Regions from separate parts of the Homo sapiens genome. Here region 1 is linked to region 2. The links are chromatin loops, found by intact Hi-C in ENCODE. Cell type or tissue: heart right ventricle. All regions are shown on one strand. Each heading gives the region's core, and the rest is flanking DNA. Links, peaks and the distances in the headings are about the cores only.

Region 1 (5,383 bases), core at 254-5,253, 46 kb before region 2:
GCAAAAGATAGACTTTTCTTGAAAGATAATGTACAGATGGCCAGTAAGCACATGAAAAGATGCTCAACATCATTAGTCATGAGGGAAATGCAAATTAAACCCACATTGGGATACCACTTCACACCCACTAGAATGGCTATAGTCAAAAAGACATAATAAGTGTTGTTGAGGGTGTGGAGAAAATTGGAACCCTCATACATTGCTGCTGGGAATATAGAATTTTGGGGGAAATTCTGGAAAATAGTTTTGCAGTTCCTGAAAAGGTTAAACATAGAGTTGCCATATGACCTAGCAATTCCACTCCTAGGCAGTGGAAAATTCCATGGTATGTATATACCGCATTTTGTTTATTCATCTGTTGATAGACACGTGGGTTTTTTCTACCTCTTGACTGTTGTGAATATTGCTGCTATGAACATGGGTGTGCAAATATTTCTTCAAGGTCTTGCCTTCAGTTCTTTTGGATGTATGCCCAGGAATTTTCAAAGAAAATTTCGGGGAGACTGTCATTTTGCTGATTGCATAAAATGATGTTAGTGTACTTCCTATTGTATCCTGCTTTGTTTAACTGGGCATCGGGAGTGTTTCATGATTTAGGAGTAATCTTTTTTTCCTGTCAATACAGGGTCTCGCTTTGTCACCCAGGCTAGAGTGCAGTGGTGCTAACATGGCTTACTGCAGCCTCAATCTCCCAGGCTTATCTGATCCTCCCACGTCAGCCCCCTAAGTAGCTGGGACTACAGGTGCACGCCACCATGCCCAGCTGATTTTTTGTAGAAAGTGATCAGCCCGCTTTGGCCTCCCAGAGTGTTGGGATTACAGGTGGAGCCATTGTTCCTGGAAGGAGTAATTTTTTTTATTGTTGTTCGTATGTTTTGGAAATTTCCTTGAGGTTCAAGTAATTTTGGGAGATCATCTGGATCTTTCCTTTAACTGCATTTTTTAGTTTATTGTCAAAGCCTGTAGTTTGTACCATAAAAATAATATAATACAAGGAAGAAAAATGAGTTATTTCACTGAGTGGTTTGGGTATGTTTGGGTTTAAAATAATGTTTACTTGCAGCCGGGCGTGGTGGCTCACGCCTGTAACTCCAGCACTCTGGGAGGCCGAGGTGGGTGGATCACTGGATCACTTGAGGCCAGGAGTTCAAGACCAGCCTGGCCAATGTGGTGAAACCCCATCTCTACTAAAAATAAAAAAATTAGCTGGGTATGCTGGCAGGTGCCTGTAATCCCAGCTACTCAGGAGGCTGAGGTGGGAGGATCACTTGAACCTGTGAGGTGGAGGCTGCAGTGAGTCGAGATTGTGCCACTGCACTCCAGCCTAGGTGACAGAATGAGACTCTGCCTCAAGAAAAAGAAAAAAAATAATGTTTACTTGGGATTGAAGCCTAGTTATAATAAGCAAAACAAAAAAAAAATGTTTATTTAAGTGGAAAAGAAACTTGTGATTCATCATTGGTTTTAATTTAGTGGAAAAAAATCAAGATTGCAGTGGTTTTCTTATTGTCTAACCCAAGTTTATATGAAAAGCAAGTGAAAGTCTAGTGGAACAGGAGTCGTTTAGCTTATTTCCTTACTTTTGTATTACATGGTATTATAAATAATTCCTGTGGTTGAATTAATGGATATATCTTTAGAGTGGAATATTATGACAGTGTTACAATGGATGAGTATTGATTTGTAAAGATGGTCTGTGATGTAGAGATGTAAGGGATGTAGGTGTGTATGTGTAGATAGAGAAAATAGTCTGGAAAGATCTGTAAACAAAGGTATTGGATCTGTGGGGTAGCATTATACGACCATTAATTTTTTCAGTTTTTTTCATGACAGAGTCTTTTAGATAATCATCTGTATACCAAGTAATAACATGTTACAAGTTATTTAATTCTGTCATCTAGTAATTTTGATTAAGAGAAACTACAAGTAGCTCAAACAATTACACTAGTATTCATTGTTTGAACCATTAGCAGGAATAGACTACTTTAAGGCTGGCTGTTGCTTCACGTGGGTTACAAATAACTATTTGCTACTTTTTCATAGATAAAGCCCCTGACCTTCATGGAAGCATTAGGGAAAAAGAAAACTTAATTTCTTTCTTTCTTCAAAGAACTTTTTTCCTTTCACTAGATATAAGAAAGAAAAAGTCAACAATAATACATGTGTTGCTTGAGCTAAAAGACATAGGAGAACAGACAACACATACCCATTACATTTCTAGGAAATACGAGGTAAAGAGAAAAAAAATTTTTAATGTCTTTTTTAAAATATAAAAGCTTTAGTTAAGTTGTAAGTCTGTACAAAGAAGCTAGATTTGCTACTCTCCAAGAAGTGAAGGGACCTGCTATGTAATATACAGAAATCATTTACTTCCTTTCCTTTTCTTTTTTTTTGAAACAGAGTCTTGCTCTGTCACCCAGGCTGGAGTGCAGTGGCACAATCTCAGCTCACTGCAACGTCTGCCTCCCGGGTTTAAGCAGTTCTCCTGCCTCAGCCTCCCGAGTAGCTGGGATTACAGGCGCCCACCACCATGCCTGGATAATTTTTGTATTTTTCTAGTAGAGACGGGGTTTCACCATGTTGGCCAGGCTGGTCTCGAACTCCTGACCTTGTGATCCGCCCGCCTTGGCCTCCCAGAGTGCTGGGATTACAGGCATGAGCCACCATGCCCCACCTATTTACTGCCTTTTCTTTTTCTTTTCTTTTCTTTTTTTTTTTTTTTTTTGAGGTAATGTCTTGCTTTGTCACCCAGGCAGGAGTGCAGTGGTGCAATCTCGGCTCACTGCAACCTCCACCTCCCAGGTTCAAGCAATTCTCTGCCTCAGCCTCCTAAGTAGCTGGGATTACAGGTGCCCACCATGCCTGGCTAACTTTTGTATTTTTAGTAAAGACGGGGTTTCACCATCTTGGCCAGGCTTGTCTTTAACTCCTGACCCTCGTGATCCACCCACTCTGGTCTCCCAAAGTGCTGGGATTACATACAGTTGTGAGCCACCGCACCCGACCTATTTACTTCATAAGAATATAACTTGAGCTTTGCCAAAGCTTTATGTTCCCTGAGGGCATCTAAAACGCCAGTTCATGGAACAGGCACTTCTTTCTCCCACTCCTTTCCATTTATGCTGTAGTTTTCATGGATTTCTGCTCAGTGTCACAGACGGTGGCCAAGAGGCTATCCAAGCCTTGTTCTGCCAGAAGTAGGTCTGGAGGCTGGTCCTCTTCTGGGCTTCCTACGCCACTTGAGTGCTGCAGCTACTGGGATTCCAGGGCTGTGGCTTCCTTGGCCTGGACCACTTCCTCCCTCTGCAGGTGGTACTGTTAAGTTTCATCCTTAGCTGCTCCTTTGATCTACTTCAGCCTCTGGGTCTTTTGCTCATGGGCCTTGGATACCTTCTCAGTGGCACATTTCTCAGCCTGCAGCAGCTGCTGGATCCCCTGAGACTCACTGGCCATGGTGGCGGTGTCTGAGTCTGAGGCAAGCAGCCTGAATCAGCTGGAAGGCGCGTCAGGTCATCTTAGCTGGCTGCCCACCATCTGTGCCTCAATATTTTTTTGTTGGTTTATTTTTTTTTTTTGAGATAGAGTTTCGCTCCTGTTGCCCAGGCTGGAGTGTGATGGCGCTTTCTCAGCTCACTGCAACCTCTGCCTCCCAGGTTCAAGCGATTCTCCAACCTCAGCATCCTGAGTAGCTGGGATTACAGGCATGTGCCACCACGCCCTGCTAATTTTGTATTTTTAGTAGAGATGGGGTTTCTCCATGTTGGTCAGGCTGGTCTCGAACTCCCGACCTCAGGTGATCCACCCACCTCAGCCTCCCAAAGTGCTGGGATTACAGGCGTGAGCCACCCCACCCGGCCTTGTTGGTTTTTTTTTTTTTTTTTTTAAGTTTATTTATTTTTTTGAGACAGAGTCTTGTTCTGTCTCCTAGGCTGGAGTACAGTGGCGCCATCTTGGCTCACTGCAGCCTTTGCCTCCTGGGTTCAAGTGATTCTCATGCCTCAACTTCCTGAGTAGCTGGGATTCAGGGGCATGCCACCACGTCCGGCTAATTTTTGTTTTTTTGTGTTTTTTTTTTTTTTTTTGAGAGGGAGTCTCGCTCTGTCATCAGGCTGGAGCGCAGTGGCGCGAGCTTGGCTCACTACAACCTCTGCCTCCCAGATTCAAGTGAGTCTGCTGCCTCAGGCTCCCAAGTAGCTGGGATTACAGGCGTGCGCCACCACGCCCAGCTAATTTTTGTGTTTTTAGTAGAGAGAGGGTTTCACCACGTTGGCCAGGATGGTCTTGATCTCTTGACCTCGTGATCCGCCCACCTTGGCCTCCCAAATTTCTGGGATTACAGGCATGAGCCACCACGCCTGGCCTAATTTTTGTATTTTTGGTAGAGACAGGGTTTCACCATGTTGGCCAGGCTGGTTTGAACTCTGGGCCTCAAGTGATCTGCCTGTCTCAGCCTCCCAAAGTGCTGGTATTACAGGTGTGAGCCACCATGCCCGGCCTACTTATTTTATTTTTGAGACAGGATCTTGCTCTGTCACCTAGACTAGAGTGCAGTGGTGTGAGTCCCCTCCAGTTCTTGGCCTCAAACAATCCTCTCACCTCAGCCTCCGGAGTAGTTAGAACTACAGGTGCATACCACCATGCCTGGCTAATCTTTGTTTGTGTGTGTGTGTGTGTGTTGTTTTTTTTTTGTTTGTTTTGTTTTTTTTGAGACGGAGTCTCACTCTGTCACCCAGGCTGGTCTGGAACTCCTGGTCTGAAGTGATCTTCCTGCCTTGGCCTTCCAGAGTGCTGGGATTACAGGCGTGCACCACTGTGCCTGGTGTTATTGGTTTTTTTTTTTTTTTAAATAATGAGCAAATGTATACCTATTATAATTAGGAAATTTAGTTTATGGAGGAAAATCTCATTTTTCTATCTGTCACAGAAATATGATCTACTTTGCATGCTTGTTTGAATGTTGGAAAGAGTGAATTGATCTATTAAGTTAGGAAAAGCATTTCAAAAATACTTGTACTATAATTATAAGGTGGTGGTAATAGTGTGGCCACTACTTCTGTTTCATTATTCACCAGTTAATAAATAAACACCTTGTTTTTTAGAGAGGACATGTACTCCCAGGATTCCATAGATCTCCTTGCTAACTCAGGACTACAGTTTCAGAAGCATGAAGAGGAAGGGATTGACACACTGCACTTTGCAGAGCTGCTTATGACATCAGGAGTGGTTCTCTGTGACAATGTCAAATGGCTTTCATTTCATAGGTCAGTCCTAGGGAATGTGTATTTCTCTCTCACTTTGGGCTACACTGAAGCAGGGAATTGAATTCTTAGTCATTTTTGCAGTCCTAGTGACTGTTCTGTTCAGCAGCAGCAGCCAGAAGTTG
Region 2 (5,383 bases), core at 167-5,166:
TCTTATTTCCTCAGGTGATTTAGAGTTTTCTCTTAGAAGTTCAATTTCAGAAGAGTGCTATTTCCTGTGAGAGACTTCTGTGCTTGGAGATGCATAGACATTTCTACGGGGATGATTTTGAATGAGCTTCTACTGGTGTCCCATGGATTTCACTGTCTCGAACCAATACTGTATGTTAACTTTTGGGCTTGAGATTCTGGTATCACGAAGAAAATAGCCCACATCTAGCACAGAAATTAGACTTCTAATTTCTCATAGGTGAATCTTTTGTCTCCAACTCCTTGAGTAATTGGCCAATTTCCTTTCTATTTCTTGAATTATTCTGAACTCAGTTTCACAGAAGGCAGCCCTTTGCGGCTCCCAGCTTTGTGCAGACATCTCAATTACAACTCAACACTAAGCGAGATACATCACAGATGTTAAGTCCCCAGCTCTAGTTCTGATATCCACAAGTCCTCCCTCATAGATCTGGCTTGGCATTTCATCTTTATTTATTTAGAACTTGGAGATTTCTGACTTACCAATTTATTATTAAAAAATTGTTTTGTGATTTTTAGCCAACATTTCAGTGTCTGAACAGAAGAGAGTACTTTGCATATCATATTAGTCCACCATACTGATAGTGAGTCAGAATGAAATCTGTAAAAATGTTAGAGTTAGCTAGCTCCTATCAATACTTTCCCCTTCATCTAAGTAACAAAAAAAAAAACCCAGTCTTAGCCTAGGCCCTATGTGGAATGAAACTAAAATGCCTCCTAGAGCCCAGAAAATCTCCTTCAGTAGATGATGATAATGGGGGAGGGGGAACCTGTTCACAACTGGGGGAAAAGAAGAAAGAATTTGTTAGAGTACACAGTGAAGGACCCACAGGGACAAGGACACAATAGTACCTGGGCTGTACCATCATAGGAAGCAGATACCAGCCTTCCATCATGATGTGGGCTCCACGCCACACTGGTAATCTTGGCCGTATGCCCTGAGAGGGTCCGGTAGGGCTCTGTAATGGTCACTGGAGACTCAGGGCTGCTCTCTAAAAGGCAAAGGAAAGACATCACTGCTGCTACTACTAATAACAAAAAACAAAACAAAGTACATCCAGGAAGGCATTCACATGACAAGAATCAAGATTTTGCCATACACTTTCTAGGTTATTTTTTTTTTGAGATGGAGTTTCGCTCTTGTTGCTCAGGCTGGAGTGCAATGGCGCAATGCAATGGCGCAATCTCGGCTCACTGCAACCTCCGCCTCCTGGGTTCAAGCGATTCTCCTGCCTCAGCCTCCCAAGTCTAGGTGATTTTTAGCAGGCAACATTGTTAGTTATTAAGAGTGTGGACACATCCACAGTGCTTAGCATATAGATTACCACAAGAAGTGTTAGGTCTCATTATAACTTATAGGATATTCTAGCTAAAATGTATAATTTGAATATAGTCATGAGAAAATACCAGACAAATGCAAAATGAGAAAGCATCTACAAAACGAGTGCCCTATCTTCCTCAAAAGTGTCACATAAGATTTTAAAAAGTCTGGCTTGGCCAGGCGTGTCGGCTCACGCCTATAATCCCAGCACTTTGGGAGGCCAAGGTGGGCAAATTGCTTGAGTTCAGGAGTTCAAGACCGGCCTGTGGAAACCCTGACTCTAAAAAAAAAATACAAAAATTAACCGGGTGTGTTGGTGCACACCTATAGTCCCAGCTACATAGGAGGCTGAGATGGGTGGACTGCTTGAGCCTGGGAGGCAGAGGTTGTAGTGAGCTGAGATCGTGCCACTGTACTACAGCCTGGGTGACAGAGTGAGACCCTGTCTCAAAAAAAAAGGAAAACACAAAAAACAAAAACCAACCTAGCTGGGCATGGTGGTATGTGCCTGTAGTCCCAACTACTCAGGAGACTGAGGTGGGAGGACGGCTTGAGTCCAGGAATTGGAGACTGTCATGAGCTATAACTGCACCACTACACTCCACCCTGAACAATACAGTGAGACCCAGTTTCTAAAAAATAAATAAATACACACATAATTTTTTTTTTTTTGAGATGGAGTTTCACTCATCTCCCAGGCTGGAGTGCAATGGCACGATCTCGGCTCAATGCAACCTCTGCCTCCCAGGTTCAAACCATTCTCCTGCCTCAGCCTCCTGAGTAGCTGGGATTATAGGCATGCACCACCAAGCCCAGCTAATTTTTGTATTTTTAGTAGAGACAGGGTTTCACCATGTTGGCCAGGCTGGTTTCGAACTCCGGACCTCAGGCGATCCGCCCACCTTGGCCTCCCAAAGTGCCGGGATTATAGGCGTGAGCCACCACGCCCGGCCTAAATAAATAATTTTTAAAAGACTGAGAAATTATTATAGATGAAAGGAGACTAAAGAGACATGACAACAAAATGCAAATAGGTGATCCTGCATTGGAATCTGCACTGGAGAAAAAAAAAATCACTATTAAGAACATCATTGGATCAACTGACACAACTAGAATATGGGTGGCTGATTACACTATTTTACTTTTTTTTTTTTTTTTTTTAAAGAGACTAGGTCTTACCCTGTGGCCAAGGGTGGAGTACAGTGACAGTCATATAGCTAACTGTAGCCTCCAACTCCTGGGCTCAAGGGATCCTCCCACCTCAGCCTGTGAGTAACTGGGCCTATAGGTACCCATCATGTCCAGCTAATCAAGTGATCTTCCTGCCATGGTCTCCTCAAGTGTTGGGATTATAGGCATGAGCCACCACACGTAGCCTAAACTATTTGTTTAAATTGACAAATAATAGTTGTGTATATTTTAAGGGAAAGATTAAACTATTATATATTAAGTTAAACTAACAAACTGATAATTGGTAGGAAAAACTACATACATACACGCACACAGAATAAAGCCAATATGACAACACATTAAAAATTGTTGAATCTATTAATAGGAAAAAGTATATGCGATTTCTTTGTACAATTCTTATAACTTTCCTCTGTGTCTCAAATATTTCAAAATAAGAAGGTAAAAATTAAAATGGATTCTGGCAGTTTTCTTCCTTTCTCTATTATTTAGTAGATATGATATAAAGTGGATGATTAATTTAGAATCCCAATAATAATCATAAGGACCAGAATCAGCTTTCTAACTTATGTTCATTAGTTATACACTGTCTACTATTTATTACTAGGAAAACACATCTACATTTTAATACTTTTTCCATATTGCTTTTAACTCAGGAGTCACTACTAGAACCAAAAATATTTTTTCTTGTTACACATAGGATTCTTAGAAAACTACTGAAGTAAATTCTAGAGAAATGAAAAATGTAACTATTTTCACTATGGCTGAGAGCACATGTTTTATAGCACTCTGAAAACAATTTAGTGTCAGATTATAATTTCTTCATATTAGGAAAAAAAGTAATCCCACTTCACTCATATTTAAAACTGGCTCTTCTGACCACCTACTATGGTTTTCCAGGTGCCGAAGGGGCCTCAGTGAAATTTAAGATTTCTTATGGAATAAATTATACCCATATGAAAGTTAACTCATTAAGCATGGAATAGTACTTGCTAGAACACATACAGACACTGCAATTAGACACTCTAAGGTTGAATCTAGGCCCTATCATGTATTAGCGATGCTACTTGCTTGAATAAGTTAGCTAACCTTTCTGGGCCTCAGTGTAATCATTGGGAAAATGAGGATAACGTTACCTATCACCCTCACAGGATTGTGAGAATCAGATGCAATCAAACACGGGAATGAGGTATGTGTCCTCTGTTTGTGTGTAACACTCAAAAACTGCTGGCGGAAGTATTAAATGGCATAATGTTTTTGGAGAGCCGCTTAGCAGTAAGTATAAAAAACTACATCTTTTTACCTAGCAATTCCACTTCTAGAATTTTCTATACAAAAATTATTCATTCATGTTCACGAAGATCTATGTATAAGGCAGTTTATTGTAATACTACTTAAATTGTAAAAAAAAATAAATAATTTGAATGTCATTTAATTGTGGAATGGATACATTATGGTAAGCCCATATAATGGAATGAACAGGTAACTGTTTTTTTTTTAATTTTTATTTTTTGTATAGGTGGGGTCTCCCTACATTGCCCAGGCTGGTTTCAAACTCCTGGTCTCAAGCTATCCTTCCACTATGGCCTCCCAAAGTGCTAGGATTACAGGTATGAGCCACTGCGCCTGGCTGACAGATATTTGTTAATAACAGCAAGATAGATCCTTGTGTACTGACATAAAAAGATGTCCATGATAAATATTGTAAATTTAGAGAAAAAAACTGCAAGCACTATATATTATATATAGCAATTTATTTTTAGCTAGGAACAGAAGATTATTCTTTCACACAAGTACACAGAAGTGCAAACCTATTAATATATACTAACATGTATACATATGTAGGCTATGACTTTATAAAATCTAGAGAAAATATATAGCAAGCCAATAACACTGGTTATTGAATGATGAAATTTTAGGGGAAAACTTCATTTTTTTTTCTTTCTTTTTTGAGATAGGGTGTGCTCTGTAACCCAGGCTAGGGTGCAGTGGTGCAAATATAGCTCACTGCAGCCTCAAACTCCTAGAATCAGATGATCCTCTCAGCTCAGCCTCCCAAGTAGCTGGGACTAAAGGCATGCACCTCTAACCCGGCAAATTTGTTTTTTATTTTCAATTTTTTGTAGAGACGGAGCCTCACTATTTAACAGGCTGGTCTCAAAATCCTGGCCACAAATAATCTTCTCGTTGTGGCCTCCTAAAGTGCCAGGATTACAGGTGTGAGCAACTGTGCCTGGCCAACTTCATTTTCTGTTACCATTTTTGTCATGTTTGAAAGAATTTTAAAATAAGATGAATCTATCACTTTTGAAACAGAAAAAGTAGTAAGAATAATACTTATTTTATTATAATGTCAAAAATAAAGTAAAAAGTAACAAAGATTAGAATGGAAAGTAGCTGAACAAACGATATCATCCCCAGTATGAAAGAAACCAAAGTTACCTATGACAGTCTTCAGGTTGTGCACGTAAATGACTGCATTGTTGGAGCCAGAGGCCATCAGATAGCTCAATTCTGGCTGGCTGCCATGCTCATGATGCCAGCTAATGGTATTCACAAGCTTGTGATGCTGTTGGATAGTACAGATCAGTTTCAGGTTGGGAATCTGAAATATTTCTATTGATCTGGAATAAGAAACACATCAAAACAAGAAAGATGGATGATCAAATTACAAGTTACAATGCAAATAGTAGCTCCCTCATTCCGTCAGTCAAGGAAAGATGAGGTGGAAAAGGATAACCCTTTCTATCACTGCAAAGGTCATTCTCTCATAAAAAATCAAGTATAAAAAGTTATTCTCCAAAAAGTATATTTAGCTTTTAAAAATTCTAGCAAT

Evidence for each region. Hi-C counts contacts between places; a loop is a spot of excess contacts. Peaks named below come from ENCODE experiments on the same cell type or tissue, not always from the same donor. Only the 100,000 strongest peaks of a DNase experiment are listed, where the experiment ranks them.
Region 1: it touches region 2 in a loop (2.1-fold over the local background); 2 of 110 quality-filtered maps call a loop at or near these places.

What each region holds. Positions count from the first base shown.
Region 1 is chr5:154,865,562-154,870,944 of GRCh38, forward strand. It overlaps CNOT8 (CCR4-NOT transcription complex subunit 8), which reads left to right. Exons shown (of 7, transcript NM_001301073.2): 4 at 5,100-5,261. Among named protein-coding and RNA genes, the nearest start is that of CNOT8, 9.6 kb to the left of the region's middle. In heart right ventricle, for the core only: a CTCF peak has its summit at 3,306 (motif pointing left); a DNase peak (open chromatin) is centred at 3,350; H3K27ac peaks cover 446 bases.
Region 2 is chr5:154,912,009-154,917,391 of GRCh38, forward strand. GEMIN5 (gem nuclear organelle associated protein 5) reads right to left here. Exons shown (of 28, transcript NM_015465.5): 13 at 4,990-5,171; 14 at 891-1,030. Among named protein-coding and RNA genes, the nearest start is that of GEMIN5, 24 kb to the right of the region's middle. In heart right ventricle, for the core only: no CTCF peak of the experiment used is centred there; no DNase peak of the experiment used is centred there.